Linked DNA regions of Homo sapiens: all the other regions are linked to region 3. Evidence: chromatin loops called from intact Hi-C (ENCODE). Cell type or tissue: PC-9. All regions are shown on one strand.

Region 1 (5,000 bases), 120 kb after region 3:
ATCATGGTGGAAGGGGAAGCAAACACTTCCTTCTTCACATGATGGCAGGAAGGAGAAGTGTGGAGCAAAGGGGAAAAGCCCCTTACAAAACCATCAGATCTCATGAGAACTCACTAACATGAGAACAGCATGAGGCGAACTGCCCCCATGATTTAATTACCTCCCACCGGGTCCCTTCCACAACATGTGGGGATCATGAGAACTACAATTCAAGACGAGATTTCAGTGGGGACACAGCCAAACCACATCACCTGGTGACACTGCTTTTGGTCAATTGTTAATTGTCCTACAGTCAGAGCCCTTCCTGGGAGTGCCTGGGGGCAATTGCACCTTCCTACTGAACCTGACGGATCAGGTAGGGTGGGGAAGGGTCTAATCTAGGGATTAGGGGTTCTAAAAGATACCCACAGGAGAGTCAGGCAGTGTCATTCAGATGTGGGCCTGGAGGAAAGGGACAGGGAGTGGTGGGCACTGAGGACCATGGCCACGCTCAGTCCCACCCACAGAAGCTGGTTACTTCTCAGGCCCTACTGGCTGGTGCCCTGCAAACCAGGGGCCTTGTGTTGCCAGAACTTCTGATTTTTCAGATTTTATTTATTATTAGAGACAGGGTTTCAATCTGTTGCCCAGGCTGGAGTGGAGTGGTGCTATCATAGCTCACTGCAGCCTCAACCTCCTGGGCTCAAGCAATCCTCCCACCTTGTTTTCCCAAAGTGCTGGGATTACAGGTGTGACCCGCCTCGGCCCCCCAGAGTGCTTAATTTATAGGTGTGAGACCCCGCATTAGAACCTGATTTTTCAATTTTATTTTTTAAACAAGAATGGGACTCCTTATTTTAAAATGTTATTAACTTTAAGACATTTTAAGACACCAAGAGCCAAGCGACATCACTGTGAGGGTCTGATTCAAGGGGTTGGGGCTGCACCCCTCTGTGGGACTAAGGTTTGAGTCCTCCTCTATCTTATTATTATTTTGAGACAGAGTCTCACCTTGTCGCCCAGGCTGGCGTGCAGTGGTGTGATCTCGGCTCACTGCACCCTCTGCCTCCCGGCTTCAAACGATTCTCCTGCCTCAGCCTCCCAAGCAGCTGGGACTACAGGGGTGCGCTACCACGGCCGGCTAATTTTTGTATTTTTAGTAGAGATGGGGTTTCACCCACCATGTTAGCCAAGCTAGTCTCGAACTCCTGACCTCGTGATCCGCCCGCCAAGACCTCCCAAAGTGCTAGGATTACAGACACCGTGCCTGGCCGAGTCCTCCTCTATCTCTTGCCCAGTCAGGCCTGGGGTCCCCACAGAAAAGCACCAAGAACAGTGGTGCAGGCGGGCTGGGAGCTGGGGAAGGGGCCCAGGCCACACCATTCCAGGCGGAAGACAGACCCTGGACTCCACCAATGCCAGAGCTCATCCTGACACCCCAGCTGCACCTCTTGGGAGCAGGTGCAGACAGGCTTGTGGGTGGGGGTCTGGGGGTGGCCGCTGAGCTCACCGACCCCTCCCTGGGTTCCTGGGGTCGCCTGTCACTTCTGCCCCCACACTGGCCATGCCCTCTGCCTGGACATCGCTTCCCTGCCCGTGACCCCATGTCCCTCCAAGTGCGGGCTCCACAACCCCAGTCTCCTCCTGCACTCAACCGCCACAGTCCACCCATAAGACGTTCACCCCGCCCGTCCCTCCTCCCTCCCCACCCACAAGACGTTCACCCCGCGCGGGCCCGGGGATCTGGTGGAGGCGTGGACACCTGGCCCCCTCCCCACCACAGGGGTCGCCTCCTCCCTCCACCATCCTGGGGTCCCGGGCAGGCTCCGTGGACTGGCGGAGGGGGCCCAGCGCGGGGCCTGGTCCTCAGCGGGCGCCCCGATGAACGAGGCCGGGCTGGGGTTCGGGGAAGGCGGTGGTCGCAGCGGCGGGACCTCGGGGTCACCTCCGAGACCTGGCCAGGGTGTCCAGGAGCGGGGCGAGGTTGTGGGCGCCCCACGAGTGTCGAGGGCGCTCCCGTCCCCTCCCCGCATGCCCCGTCCTCGCCCCGGCCCGAGGCCCAGCTGGGCAAACCCCCGCAACCCGCGCTTCCCCGCTCCGCGCCGCTGCCCCCGCGTGACCGGAAGTTCCTCCCCCCGCGGGCGCGGGCGGGGCGGGGCCGGCCGGCGGTACTTCCGGTGCCCACGCGCCGCCGTCGCGCAGCTCCCGGGCCGTCACTTTGTGTAGCGCGGGGTCCGCCGCCGGCCCGCAGGCCCCGGCCCCGGTGTCCGGCCCGTGGCTCGGCCAGCCCGGCCCGCGCGGTGAGTGGGTCTCGCGGGGCCGGTGGGCGGCGGCGCGGGCGGCAGGTGCGGGCGGGCCGGGCTTGCGCTCGGGGGCGGCGGCGGCGGCGGGGCCGGGCTGGCCCTCGACGCCCGGCGCGGGGAGGCCGCGGGGAGGCGGCGGGGCCGGGGCCTGCAGAGTCGGAGCGGAACGCGGGTAGGGACTTCCGCGGCAGCGCCCCCGCCTCCCGGACCCCCGTCCGGGCCTGCGCGTTGCCGACCCCCGGGGCCGGTCCGGGCAGGAGGCGGAGGGGGCAGGCCCGGGAGGCCACGCGTGACACCTCGGGGTGCCCGCCCACGCCTTCTCGGCCGCAGCGGCAGGGGCTGGGCCGCGGCCGCCCCCAGGACACACCCATCCAGGAGGGGCTGTCATCGTCTAGGTCTCTGCAGGAGGAGGCGGCTCCGGACGCCCCCTGGGGGGCGGGAGGCGCTCGGCCCGTCGCCCCAGGAGCCCGCTTTGTGACCTTGGGGGCCTTATCCGGGCTTTCCCTCATCTGCAGAAGGAGCCCCGGTGGGCTGCTCGGCTGTCTTCTGCTGCCGGCAGGTAGGTAGGGACACCCATCCCTGGGATTGGATGGGGTCTGGGCTGTCCCGCGTGGCAGCAGAGGTAGGAAAGGGGCTGGGCTTTGGTCGAGGACCCGATGGGCAAGAGGAAGTGCAGGTACCAGGAGGATCAGGCCCCCAGCTCTGCTTGTGTGGGGAGACCTCGGTGCTTGGTTTGGTTCAACAAGTGTGGGCAGGTCTGGGGGCCGGGTGGGGTGGTGAGGGGGCTACCCTGGGGAACCTGAGATGGCCCCCGTGGAAATAACCTGCACCAGGAGCAAACCCAGGAAAGTAGGGGGATCCAGAATCCGAGGACAGACAGTGAGGACTGTGGTGGTCGGGGAAGGAAGTCCTTCAGGAGGGCATGAAGACCCGAAGGGCTCTGAGGGCAGCGGGGGCCACCCAGAGGGAATGAAGGGGGCTAGACACAAGCACACCCCCACATCTCCCGCTCTCTGAGTTGGGTTTCCCTGGCTTTGGAGCTTTTGTGAGGAGTTTCTATCAACTTTCAAGCTTTGCCTCTTCTTCCTGCCCTTGCCTCGCTCCCTTCTCCTCTTGGGAGATACCTTGTCACCTCCCATTCTAAATGTTGGCTGCAGCACCGTATCCTAGAGTGCAGGGCCCTAGTAGAAATGAGGGTTTGGGGCCGGGTGAGGTGGCTCACGCCTGTAATCCCAGCACTTTGTGAGGTCGAGGCGGGTGGATCACCTGAGGTGGGGAGTTTGAGAAATGAGGGTTTGGGATGACGTTGGTGAAGCTCCCTGTGGCCTCTGGTTTGGGATTGATGCTGATGAGACCCCCTGTGGCCTCTGACCCAGAGTTGGATGCCGAGGGAGAAGTGAGCAGTGTTTACAGTGGACTGGCAGGCTGGCAAGAAGAGGGCAAGAGTGCAGGCCTGGGGGAGGCAGAGATAACCCAGGGGGAGTTGCTGGAATCTAAACTCTGCCCGGACTGCTGAGGTCCGTTTTTCAAACCATTATGTTCTGAATCTTGGGTTGGGGACGATGTCTGGCTGTGCTTCTGACCTCTGTAGGAGCTGGTCCTCCACCTTCTCTGGTCATCCGTGGGTGGACTTCTTGGGAGAAAGAACTCAGTGTCGTCTTTGGAGGCAGAGACTCTCCACTGCTTCTGGGGTGAGTTCCAATTCCAAGGGTCCCCCCAACCCCCTACCCCCAGCAGTGGTCAGTCTGTTCTGGAACAGGACAGTAGGGCCAAAATGCTGAGTTTGAAAAATCCTGTGTCCATCACATTGGCTGGCGACTTTAGACATTCTTTTAGTAAGTATTTGAATGCTTCTTAAGTGCTGGTGTGAGGGGTATTCAGACATGAGCAAAGGGAGCTTCTGCCGCCCAGGAGCTGGCTGTACTCAGGGAGAGAGATGATAAGACAGTCTCATAAGTGTATTTTTAAGATGTGGTGAGTGCTGTGAGGGAAGAATTACAGGGAACTGTGTCACCCACTGGGGCCCAGGGGGCTGCCTCAGAAGACCACCCAGGAAAAGGGGAAGAGAGTTCTGGGGATGGGGAATAACACACACACGGCCTGAGATGAGATGAACATGCAGCCACTTTATTCCAAAGCTGTGAAGTGTTCTTCTGTTGTGTCCTCATATATGGCGGCCTGGCTCTGGGAGTTTAAAGTTGCTGCTTCAGGTGGTGGCCAGGCAGGAGACAGCTCTACTGAGCTTGGCATGGCACCTAGGCCCAGCCTGAATCTGCGGCCTGAGGCTTGAAAGAGAAAAGCCCTCCTCTGGGCCTCAAGTGGGTGGCAGTTGGGAAACCGTTGCTGCGTGTACCCAGCGCCCTGAGTGCTGGGCAGGGCCGTGTCCTCCTGGAGGTGGCTAGCATAACACGCAGCACGTGGATTTCGACACTTTGGGCATCTTCACACGCCAAAGAGCTGTGGACACTGAGAAGGTTGGCTTCTGGGAGAGGCTGGAGGTTGGGGTGGCGCTCCCAGGCGTAGTTCTGTGACTTGAGTCTTTGGGGGTTAGTGATTCTGAAACTAGAAAGGGGGCTGGAGCCAGTCAGGGGGCACGTGTGACCTTCGGGACAGAGGTGGCTTCTGGATGCCTGTGTGTCCCAGCCTTTGACTTGGGTGAGCCTGTGTGAATGCTCAGAGCTTCCTGGCTATTAAAGTGTGGATTTTAAAGCAACTGCT
Region 2 (5,000 bases), 360 kb after region 3:
CCCAGTACCGCCGGGGGTTTCCACAGCCCTGTGATCCTCTTCCTAATATCCACAGGGAGAGAGGATGATATTACTCCCAATATCGCAGGGGTTGTACACCCTTTTGTGTTTTTGTGTGCAATGTCCAGGAAAATAGAGGATGATATTACTCCCAATGTCAAAGTAATTGTACAGCACCCCTGTGATATTCTTCCTAATATCCCAAAAGGAAAAGAATGATATTACTCCCAAAAGGGTAGCAAATGTATACCCGCGCTGTGGTATCTTTGCCAGTATCCAGGTGGGGAGAGGATTATACGACTCCCAATATCACAGGGGGGGTACACAACCGTGTGATATTGTTCCTAATATCCAGAGCGAAAGAGGATGATACGACTCTCAATATCGCAGAGGGTAAACACCCCTCCTGTAATATTGTTCTGAATACCCAGGGAGGGAGAGAATAAGGTTATGTTGAATATCGCAGGGAATGTACACCATCCGCCTCTGATACCCTTCCTAATGTCCAGGGGAAAAGAGGAAAATTTCACTCCCAATATCACAGAGGCAGTACACCCCACTGGTGATGTTGTTTCCAATATGCAACGGGGGAGAGGATGATACTACTCTCAATATCGCAGGGCTGTTCACATCCCCAGTGACATTTTTTCCTAATATCTAAGGGAGAGACAATTCTATGACAGCAAGGGTCACAGGGTCTGTGCATCCCTTCCTGATATTGCTCCTAATACCCAGGGGGAAAGAGGATGATATCAAATATGAAAGGGGGTGTACATCCCCCACCCCTACGATATTGTTCTTAATAATCGTGAGGGGAGACGATGATATTACTCCAAATATCGCAGGGGTTGTTCACAACCCCCTGTGATATTGTTTCTGATATCCAGGGGTGGAGAAACTCATATTACTTCCAATATTGCAGGTGGTGTATGCCCCACCTGATATATGGCACAGAATATCCAAAGAGGGAGAGGATGGTATTCATACCAATATCGAAGTGTGTGTACATGCCTCTTGTGATATGGTTTTTAATATCCAGTGGGCGGGAGGATGATATTAGTCCCAACATCCCAGAGGGTGTACACTACCCTTGTGATATTGTCCCTAACTTCCAGAGGGAAGAGGATGATGTCACTCCCAAAATCTCAGAAGTGGTACATCCCCTGTGATATTGTTCGTCATATCCAGGGAGGCGCAGGATGACATTCCATTGAATTTCGCGACAGGCGTACACGCACAGTGTGATATTGTTCCTAATATCCAGGAAGGGAGAGGATGATATTACTCCCAATAAAGCAGTGGGCATACATCACCGCTTTGTTATTGTCTCTAATATCCGGGGCCGGGGGAGGGGGGGAGAGGATAACATTCCCTCAAATTTAGCAGGTGGTTTGACGCCCCTTGCGGTGTTGTTTTAAATATACAGCGGGGAAGACAATAGTACTATTTTTGATAGTCCAATTCATCCGCTCCACCTTTCCGGAATGCTGAGGCCGGGAGGCGGCATGCAGTTTTCGTGTGATCCCCAATACCTTTGCTGTCTTCTGTACGAAGGCAGCCAAATACGCAGGCCCCTTGTCTGAGCCAATCCGTAAGGGCGGCCGAAATCTAGGAATCAGATCTCGAAGAAGCACAGGGGTTACTTCACGAGCTTTCTCAGTTAGTGTTGGATAAGCCTACACCCACCCAGAGTAGGTGCGCCCAAGAACTAGTGAATACTTGTTACCTCCACACTTTGGCATCTCTGTGAAGTCCAGCTGGAGACCTTCAAAGGGGGCTGCTCCATAAGCTCGTATGCCGGGCGGAACGGCTGGACGTTGCCTCGCGTCATGCTGTTGGCAGGTAACACACCACTGCCTCACCGTTTTGGCAAGGGCTGACAAAGGCGAGATGGAGAAATACCAGCCTAACAACTTTTCCAGTGACTCCTGACCTCGATGGCTGGTTTCTTGCACAGCCAGTACAACTGCAGCTCCTCGCAGCTGTGGCACAGCTACTCTCCCATCTGGTAACCGAATTCATCCTTCCTCCATCACTTGTCCTTCCCTCTACCTGGACAAAGTCCTTTTCTTCTTTAGAATAAGTAGGTCCAAGATCAGGTGCTTGAGGGAGTACTGATGCCTGGAAGGGGGCAGATGCTGCTTTTTGAGCCTCTGAGTCAGCGCAGGAATTCCCCAAACCCAGCAAGGTGGAAGCTCGCTGGTGTCCTCTGCAATGCATAACTGCCACCTTGTGGGGTTTCCACACTGCTTCTAATCATTGCAAGATTTCTTGTTGATATTTTCTGTCTTTTCCCCCAGAGTTCAATAGGCCCTTTTCTTTCTATCACGCTCCATGCACTTGAAGGGTTCAAAAGGCATACGGAGAATCAGTGTAAATGTTGACAGTCTCACCCTCACTGAGTTCTAAGGCCCGAATTAAAGCAATGAGTTCAGCTTTCTGGGCTGAAGTGGCCTGGGGCAAAGATCTGGCTTCAACAACAGTGTCCAGGGTTATCACTGCATACCCTGCACCTCTCTCTCCTTGGGGGTTGAAGAAGCTGCTCCCATCCACGTATAGTTCCCAGTCTACTGATGCCCAAGGCTGGTCCCAGAGGTCAGGTCTGCTAGAGGCAACTGAGTCCAACATTTCTACATAATCAGGCTCGACAGGGCTCTGATACCGGGAGCAACGTGGCGGGGTGTAGGGTGTTACAAACTTCAATGGTTATATGGGGATTTTCACAGAGCAAAGTCTGGTACTTGGTGAGTGTGGCATTCGTTAGCCAATGATGTCCTTTAGTATTCATTAAAGTCACCACAGCACGGGAGGCCTTTCTGTTCAGGTTTTGCCCAAGAGTCAGCTTATTTGCTTCTTGTACTCGCAGGGCAGTTGCTGCCAAGGCCCTCCAACAGGGGGGCCATCCTTTAGAATCCCCGTCTAGTTGTTGAGAGAGGTAGGCCCCCAGCCTTGGCCTGGGCCCCACAGTTTGGGTTCAAAGTCCAGCTGCCATCTTTTCTCTCTCTGATGCATACAATGGAAAAGGCTTTGTCAGATCGGGTAGCCCCAGGGCTGGGGCTGACATAAGTTTTTCCTTTAACTCATGAAAGCCTTGCTGTTGTTGGGATCCTCATTCCAAAGGTTCCCGGTCCCCACCCCCTTGGTGACCTCATACAAAGGCTTGGCTAATACTGCAAAGTTTGGGATCCACCGTCTACAAAACCCCACAGCTCCTAAGAATCCTCTCACCTGCCTTCTGCTCTTAGGTTCCCCTAGCTTGCAAATAACCTGCTTTCATTCTGATCCCAGGCTGCGTTCCGACCCCTGTAAGATAGTCAATCCCAAGGAACGTACCTGCTGTCGGCAGATCTGAGCTTTCTTCTTGGACACCTTCTACCCACAGTCCTCCAGGTGCCGGTGTAGGGCATCAGTTCCCTTGGCACACCCGACTGCCGTGGGGTGTCCCAGCAGAAGATCATCAACCTACTGGAGCAACACGCAGCCTAGGTCTCTGCTGGGAAACTTCTGGAGGTCTCGAGCCCACGCCTCCCCGAAGATGGTGGGGGAGTTCTTGAACCCTTGGGGAAGCCCGGTCCAAGTGTACTGAGTAGTGACACCTGACTCCGGATCTTCCCACTGAAAGGCAAACAGCTTCTGGCTCTCAGGGGCTAATCTGATAGGAAAGAAAGCGTCTTTCAGGTCCAAGAAAGTGAACCAGCTGTCCTCAGCTGGCAGCAACCCCAACAATGTGGACGGGTTAGGTACTGTTGGATGGAAAGTCAGTGTAGCTTGATGAAGCAAGCACAAATCCTGTACCTGCCGGTAGTCCTTGGTCGGTGGCTTGGGAACAGGCAGGAAGGGAGTGTTCCATGGAGACTGACAAGGAACAATAATTCCAAAAGTTCTTAGGTGCTTGAGACGGACCTGGATACCTTGAAGGGCTTCTCTGGGGACTGGGTCCTGTTTTTGCCTCACCGGCTGGGCCCCAGTCTTAACTGGCCAATCCCGGAGGGTTGTCTTCTGCCCGTGCTCTTGGCCACCTTTTAGCCAGAGCTGGTCTTCTCTCTTGGCCCGGCTCAGTTAAGAAAAGTCTCCATTCCTCCTCTGGGGGGACCATAAGGGTCATAATGACTCCCTTTAGCAGCAAAGAGCTGTGCTCTGTCAAAGAGATAGTGGCTCTCAGCTTGCTGAGCAAGTTCCTTCCCAAAAAGGTCAAGGGACAGTCAGGCATGTACCAAAACTGATGAATGACTCTATGTCCTCCTACAGTACAAGCCCGAGACAAGCAGAAAGCTTGCTTTGCTGAAACCCTAGTGGGTCCGATGACGTCAATAGTCTTTTTGGATAAGGGGGCGACCGGGGCGGTTACTAGCAAATGTTCAGCACCGCTATCTATAAAAAAGTCAATGTATCCACCCCCAACTGTCATTTTGACCAGAGGCTCTTTGGGGCCGCTTAAGCCCGGTCTCCCTCAGTCCAAGAACCCTTCTGCCAGGTTGAGCAGGGCCCCTTCCTCCTTGTCCGGGGCCTCCTGCTCTGAGTCACCTTGTTTTCTTTTGAGCTCAGGGCATTTGTTCTTCCACTGTCCTATTTCTTTACAATAAGCACACTGGTTACGCTGCAAACTCTGACAGCCAAGCTGAGTTTCTTTCCCAGGGCCCCCCTTCCCTTGCCTCTTTGAGGGGGCCCCTCTGATTGCTGCAGCTGACAAACAGGTCGGCGTGTCACCGGGCCTGACCTCCATTCTCTTTGCCGTTTTCCTTAGGGCTTACTGCATTCCTGTTTACAAACACCTGGCTAGCTATTTCTAGTAATTGTGGTGGATTCATCCCTGCAAGCCCAGCCTGCTTCTGCAGTTTTCTTCTCATGTCTTCTGCGCTTTGACGGACTAAAGCCATGTGAATCACGCAGTGATTTTCAGGGCTATCGGGATCAAAGGGAGTATACATACGATAGGCCTCACACAGTCTCTCGTAGAATTGTGCCGGACTTTCTTCTTTTCCCTGAATGACCTCAGAGAC
Region 3 (5,000 bases):
GCTATGTTGCCCAGGCTAATCTTGAGCTCCTGAGCTCAAGTGATGCTTCCACCTCAGTCTCCTAAAATGCTGGGATTATAGGTGTGAGCCACCACGTCCAGCCTTACACGAGTTCCTTCTCACAAGTTCCACTTCTCAGAGTACAGAGCGCAGCCACTGAGACCACTTCCATTTTGTGGGTGCAAAAACTGAGACTGCAGGTGGTTAGGTGCAGTGTCTAAAGTCTCAGGTTATGTTGTATATGCTGCATAAAGGTCACGCTGGGAAGGCGCGTCCGTGGGGCCACGTGTGGGCCTAGCCCTGGTGTATTGGGTGTGTACGTGCATGGCTGTGGACACTTCTATGTGGGAGGGGCCCAAATCGGCTGTAAGACCTCATAGGTGAGGCCAGATGCAGTGGCTCACACCTGTAATCCCTGTGCTTTGGGAGGCCGGAGTGGGAGGATCACTTGAGCCCAGGAGGTTGAGGCTGCGGTGAGCCATGATGGCACCACGACACTCCAGCCTGGGCGACAGAGCAAGACTCCGTCTCAAAAAAAAAAAAAAAAAAAAAAAAGGCTGGGCGTGGTGGCTCACACCTGTAATCCCAGTGCTTTGGGAGGCCGAGGTGGGTGGATCATGAGGTCAGGAGATAGAGACCATCATGGTTAACATGGTGAAACCTCTTCTCTACTAAAAACACAAAAGAATAGCTGGGCGTAGTGACATGCGCCTTTAGTCCCAGCTACTCGGGAGGCTGACGCAGGAGAATCGCTTGAACTTGGGAGGCGGAGGTTGCAGTGAGCCAAGATCGTGCCATTGCACTCCAGCCTGGGGCACAAGAGTGAGACTCCATTTCAAAACAAACAAACAAGCAAACAAACACCTTCACATGTGAGAACAGGTGTCTGTCTGTTCACCTGGTGAGCTGGACAGTCAGCAGCTGCAGGCAGGGAAGTGGCAGGGGAGAGGACGCTTACCTGTCATGGCCGTGTAGCCCAGGAAGCATGCGATTTTCTCCTGACAGAGCTCCTGCTCCTCATAGGTCAGCAGCTGGTAGATGAACTGCCACAGGACCTGCTTGGCAGGGGTGTCCAGCACAGGGTAGACGTCAACGATGAGGGTGTCGATGTTCCTGGGGGAAGGTGCAGGAATGTGAGGCTCAATACTCACGGGCTTACCATGATGCACAGAGTGGGGGTAGACAAGACGGCACTTCCAAGCCACAGCGTCTGCCCTCATGCCCTATCCCTACCCTTCAAAGACAGAAGTGGGGGCCGGGCACAGTGGCTCACGCCTGTAATCCCAGCACTTTGAGAGGCCGAGGCAGGTGGATCATTTGAGGTCAGGAGTTCGAGACCAGCCCAGCCAACATGGTGAAAGGCCGTCTCTACTGAAAGTATAAAAATTAGTCAGGTGTGGTGGTGCACACCTGTAATCCCAGCTACTCGGGAGGCTGAGGCAGGAGAATTGCTTGAGCCTGGGAAGTGGAGGTTGCAGTGAGCTGAGATCGTGTCACTGCACTCCAGCCTGGGAGACAGAGTGAGACTCCAACTCAAAAAAAAAAAAAAAGAAAAGAAAAAGAGAGAGAGAGAGAAGTGGGCAGGAAGGCAGGCTCCAGGGATAGGGTAGCCAGACTCCAATCTCAGCTCTGCCACTTACCAGCTAAGTGACCTTTCTCAAGTGACTTACCCTCTCTGTGCCTCAGTTTCCTCATTTGTAAAATGGGGATAAAAATAGCATCTACCTCATAGAGCTGTTGTGAAGATTAAAACACACAGAGCAGGCCTGGCGTGGCGGCTCACGCCTGTAATCCCAGCACTGTGGGAGGCCGAGGCGGTTGGATCACCTCAGATCGGGAGTTCAAGACCAGTCTGGCCAACATAGTGAAACCCCCTCTCTACTAAAAATACAAAAATTAGCTGGGCGTGGTGGCATGTACCCTCAGTCCCAGCTACTCAGGAGGCTGAAGTAGGAGAATCGCTTAGACTGGGAGGCGGAGGTTGTAGTGAGCTGAGATTGCGCCACTGCACTCCAGCCTGGGTGACAGAGCAAGACTCTGTCTCAAAAAAACCCAAAAAACCAAAAAACATATAGAGCAGGCCAGGCATGGTGGCTCATGCCTATAATCCCAGCACTTTGGGAGGCTGAGGCAGGCGAATCATCTGAGGTCGGGAGCTCAAGATCAGCTTAGCCAACATGGTAAACCCTGTTTCTACAAAAAAATACAAAAATGTGGTAGGCATGTTGGTGTGCACCTGTAATCCCAGCTACTCAGGAGGCTGAGGCAGGAGAATCGCCTCGCCTGAGCTCGGGGAGGCGGAGGTTGCACCGAGCCAAGATTGCGCCACTACACTCCATCCTGGGCCACAGAGCGAGACTCTGTCTCAAAAAAATAAATAAATAAACAAAAATAAAAATAGGCTGGGGGTGGTGGCTCACGCCTGTAATCCTAGCACTTTGGGAGGCTGAGGTGGGTGGATCACGAGCTCAGGAGTTCGAGACCAGTCTGGCCAACGTGGTGAAACCCCCTCTCTACTAAAAATACAAAAATCAGCCAGGCGTGGTGGTGTGTGCCTGTAATCCCAGCTACTCGGGAGGCTGAGGCAGCAGAATCGCTTGAACCCGGGAGGTGGAGGTTGCAGTGAGCTGAGATCGCGCCATTGCACTCCAGCCTGGGTGACAGAGCAAGACCCCGTCTCAAAATAATAATAATAAAAAATAAATAAATAAATAAATAAAAATAAAGTAGGAGAATATCTTTTGACCTAGAAGCAGGGAAGAGCTTAAAATTTCAAAAGCCAAAACTGTGGGCGGCAAGCCACCCAGATGCCAAGGCAAGAGACCGAGGGCACAAGCTGTTCCAATATAATAAAGAAAATACATAGAATAAGAATAGTTATACTAGAAATAGATTATAGATATGTATATGAATATTATTAATAATTAGTTTGTAGCATTACTGTTTATTCCAATATTATAATAATCTTTGTCCTACAATTATAACCTAGGAGAAACCAGGCCATACAGAGATAGGAGCTGAAGGGACACGGTGAGAAGTGACCAAAAGACAAGAGTGTGAGCCCTCCGTTATGCCTGGACAGGGCCACTAGAGGGCTCCCTGGTCTACTGGTAACGCCAGTGCCTGGGAAGGCACCCGTTGCTTAGCAGACCGGGAAAGGGAGTCTCCCTTTCCTGGTGGAGTTAAAGAAGACTCTGCTCCACCACTGCTTGCCCGCCCGCAGCCACCCAGAGGCCTAACGCTGTCCCTGTGATGCTGTGCTTCAGTGGTCACGCTCCTGGTCCGCATTCATGTTCTGCCCTGTGCACTCGGCTCCACCTTCTAGATAGCAGCAGCAGAATTAGTGAAAGTACTAAAGTCTTTAAAATGCATAGAAGAAATAATTACGTAAGCTGTCCCCTCTTTCTCTCCGCCTCAGCTACCAAATAGGGAAGGGCCCCCTGTCTGGCGGACACGTGACTCACATGACCTTACCTATCATTGGAGATGACTCTCACTCCATACCCTGCCCCTTTGCCTTGTACACAATAAATAACAGCACGGCCAGGCATTCGGGGCCACTACTGGTCTCCGCGTCTTGGTGGTAGTGGTCCCCCGGGCCCAGCTGTCTTTTCTTCTATCTCTTTGTCTTGTGTCTTTCTTTCTTTTTTTTTTTTTTGAGACAGTCTGGCTCTGTCACCCAGGCTGGAGTGCAGTGGCACAATCTCGTCTCACTGCAAGCTCCGCCTCCCAGGTTCACACCATTCTCCTGCCTCAGCCTCCCGAGTAGCTGGGACTACAGGCGCCTGCCACCACGCCCGGCTATTTTTTTTTTGTATTTTTAGTAGAGACGGGGTTTCACCATGTTAGCCAGGATGGTCTCGATCTCCTGACCTCGTGATCTGCCCATCTCAGCCTCCCAAGGTGCTGGGATTACAGGCATGAGCCACCGCGCCCAGCCGTCTTGTGTCTTTATTTCTACGATCTCTCATCTCCGCACACGAAGAGAAAAACCCACAGGCCCTGTAGGGCTGGACCCTACACAAAACTATAAGACCAAAAATGTGGTGAGTTTGATTATGCAAAATCAAGGTTATCTATTCAAGGAAGCCCAACTTAGACACATTCATATTAGACACAACAGACCTAATAACAGAAGTAACAAATGGGAGAGAAATTTACAATGTTCAAAATCAAGGAGAAATCAGCATCTAAAATATACAAAGGTGTCCAGCCGTCGTGGCTCACAAGTCATCCCAGCACTTTGGCAGGCTGAGGCAGGGGGATCACCTGAGTCAGGAGTTCGAGACCAGCCTGGCCAACATGGTGAAACCCCATCTCTACTAAAAGTACAAAAATTAGCCAGGCATGGTGGTGGGCGCCTGTAATCCCAGCTACTCAGGAGGCTGAGGCAGGAGACACACTTGAACCGGGAAGGCAGAGGTTGAAGTGAGCCAAGATCATGCCACTGAACTCCAGCCTGGGCGACAGAGCAAAACTCTGCTTCAAAATAAATAAATAAATAAATAAATAAATAAAATAAAATATACAAGGGGCTGGGAGCAGTGGCTCACACCTGTAATCCCAGCACTTTGGAAGGCTAAAATGGGCAAATCTTTTGAGCCCAGGAGTTCAAGACCAGCAACATGGCAAAACCCTGTCTCTACTAAAAAAAAAAAAAAAATTAGCTGGGCATGGTAGGCGAGTGCCTGTAGTCCCAACTACCTGGGGGGCAGAGGCACAAGGATCACTTCAGCCTGGGAGTTCGAGGCTGCAGTGAGCTGTGTTTGCACCACTGCACTCCAGCTTGGGTGACAGAGTGAGACCCTGTCTCAGAAAATAAATAAAATAAAATATACAAGAAACTTCATGCCAGTCAACAAGGACAAAAAGTCCAAGAAAACAAAAATGGACAAAGGGTATGAACAGTAATTTATAGAGAAAAATCCCAGAAAAAGTTCACAAGCATATTAAAAGATGCTTAAAATAATTAGTAATAGAAGAAAATCAAATAAAAATAA

The links. Hi-C counts contacts between places; a loop is a spot of excess contacts. Peaks named below come from ENCODE experiments on the same cell type or tissue, not always from the same donor. Only the 100,000 strongest peaks of a DNase experiment are listed, where the experiment ranks them.
Region 1: it touches region 3 in a loop (5-fold over the local background); 3 of 110 quality-filtered maps call a loop at or near these places.
Region 2: a loop joins it to region 3, with 6 times the contacts of the local background. A loop is called at or near these places in 8 of 110 quality-filtered maps.

Annotation. Positions count from the first base shown.
Region 1 is chr7:6,635,169-6,640,168 of GRCh38, forward strand. It overlaps ZNF316 (zinc finger protein 316), which reads left to right and starts at 2,150. Exons shown (of 9, transcript NM_001278559.2): 1 at 2,150-2,279; 2 at 2,678-2,841; 3 at 3,874-3,973. RefSeq lists silencers at 1,830-2,249, 2,490-2,919 and an enhancer at 2,980-3,029. In PC-9, CTCF peaks have their summits at 2,748 (motif pointing left) and 2,948; no DNase peak of the experiment used is centred here; H3K4me3 peaks cover 2,390 bases.
Region 2 is chr7:6,869,773-6,874,772 of GRCh38, forward strand. No RefSeq gene overlaps it. Among named protein-coding and RNA genes, the nearest start is that of CCZ1B, 46 kb to the left of the region's middle. In PC-9, CTCF peaks have their summits at 2,210 (motif pointing left) and 2,409; a DNase peak (open chromatin) is centred at 1,879; H3K4me3 peaks cover 1,104 bases; H3K27ac peaks cover 1,581 bases.
Region 3 is chr7:6,513,417-6,518,416 of GRCh38, forward strand. It overlaps GRID2IP (Grid2 interacting protein), which reads right to left. Exons shown (of 22, transcript NM_001145118.2): 8 at 959-1,113. LOC101927325 (a long non-coding RNA gene) reads left to right here. Exons shown (of 5, transcript XR_007060200.1): 5 at 2,990-3,619. Among named protein-coding and RNA genes, the nearest start is that of KDELR2, 32 kb to the left of the region's middle. In PC-9, CTCF peaks have their summits at 3,104 (motif pointing right) and 3,311; a DNase peak (open chromatin) is centred at 3,115.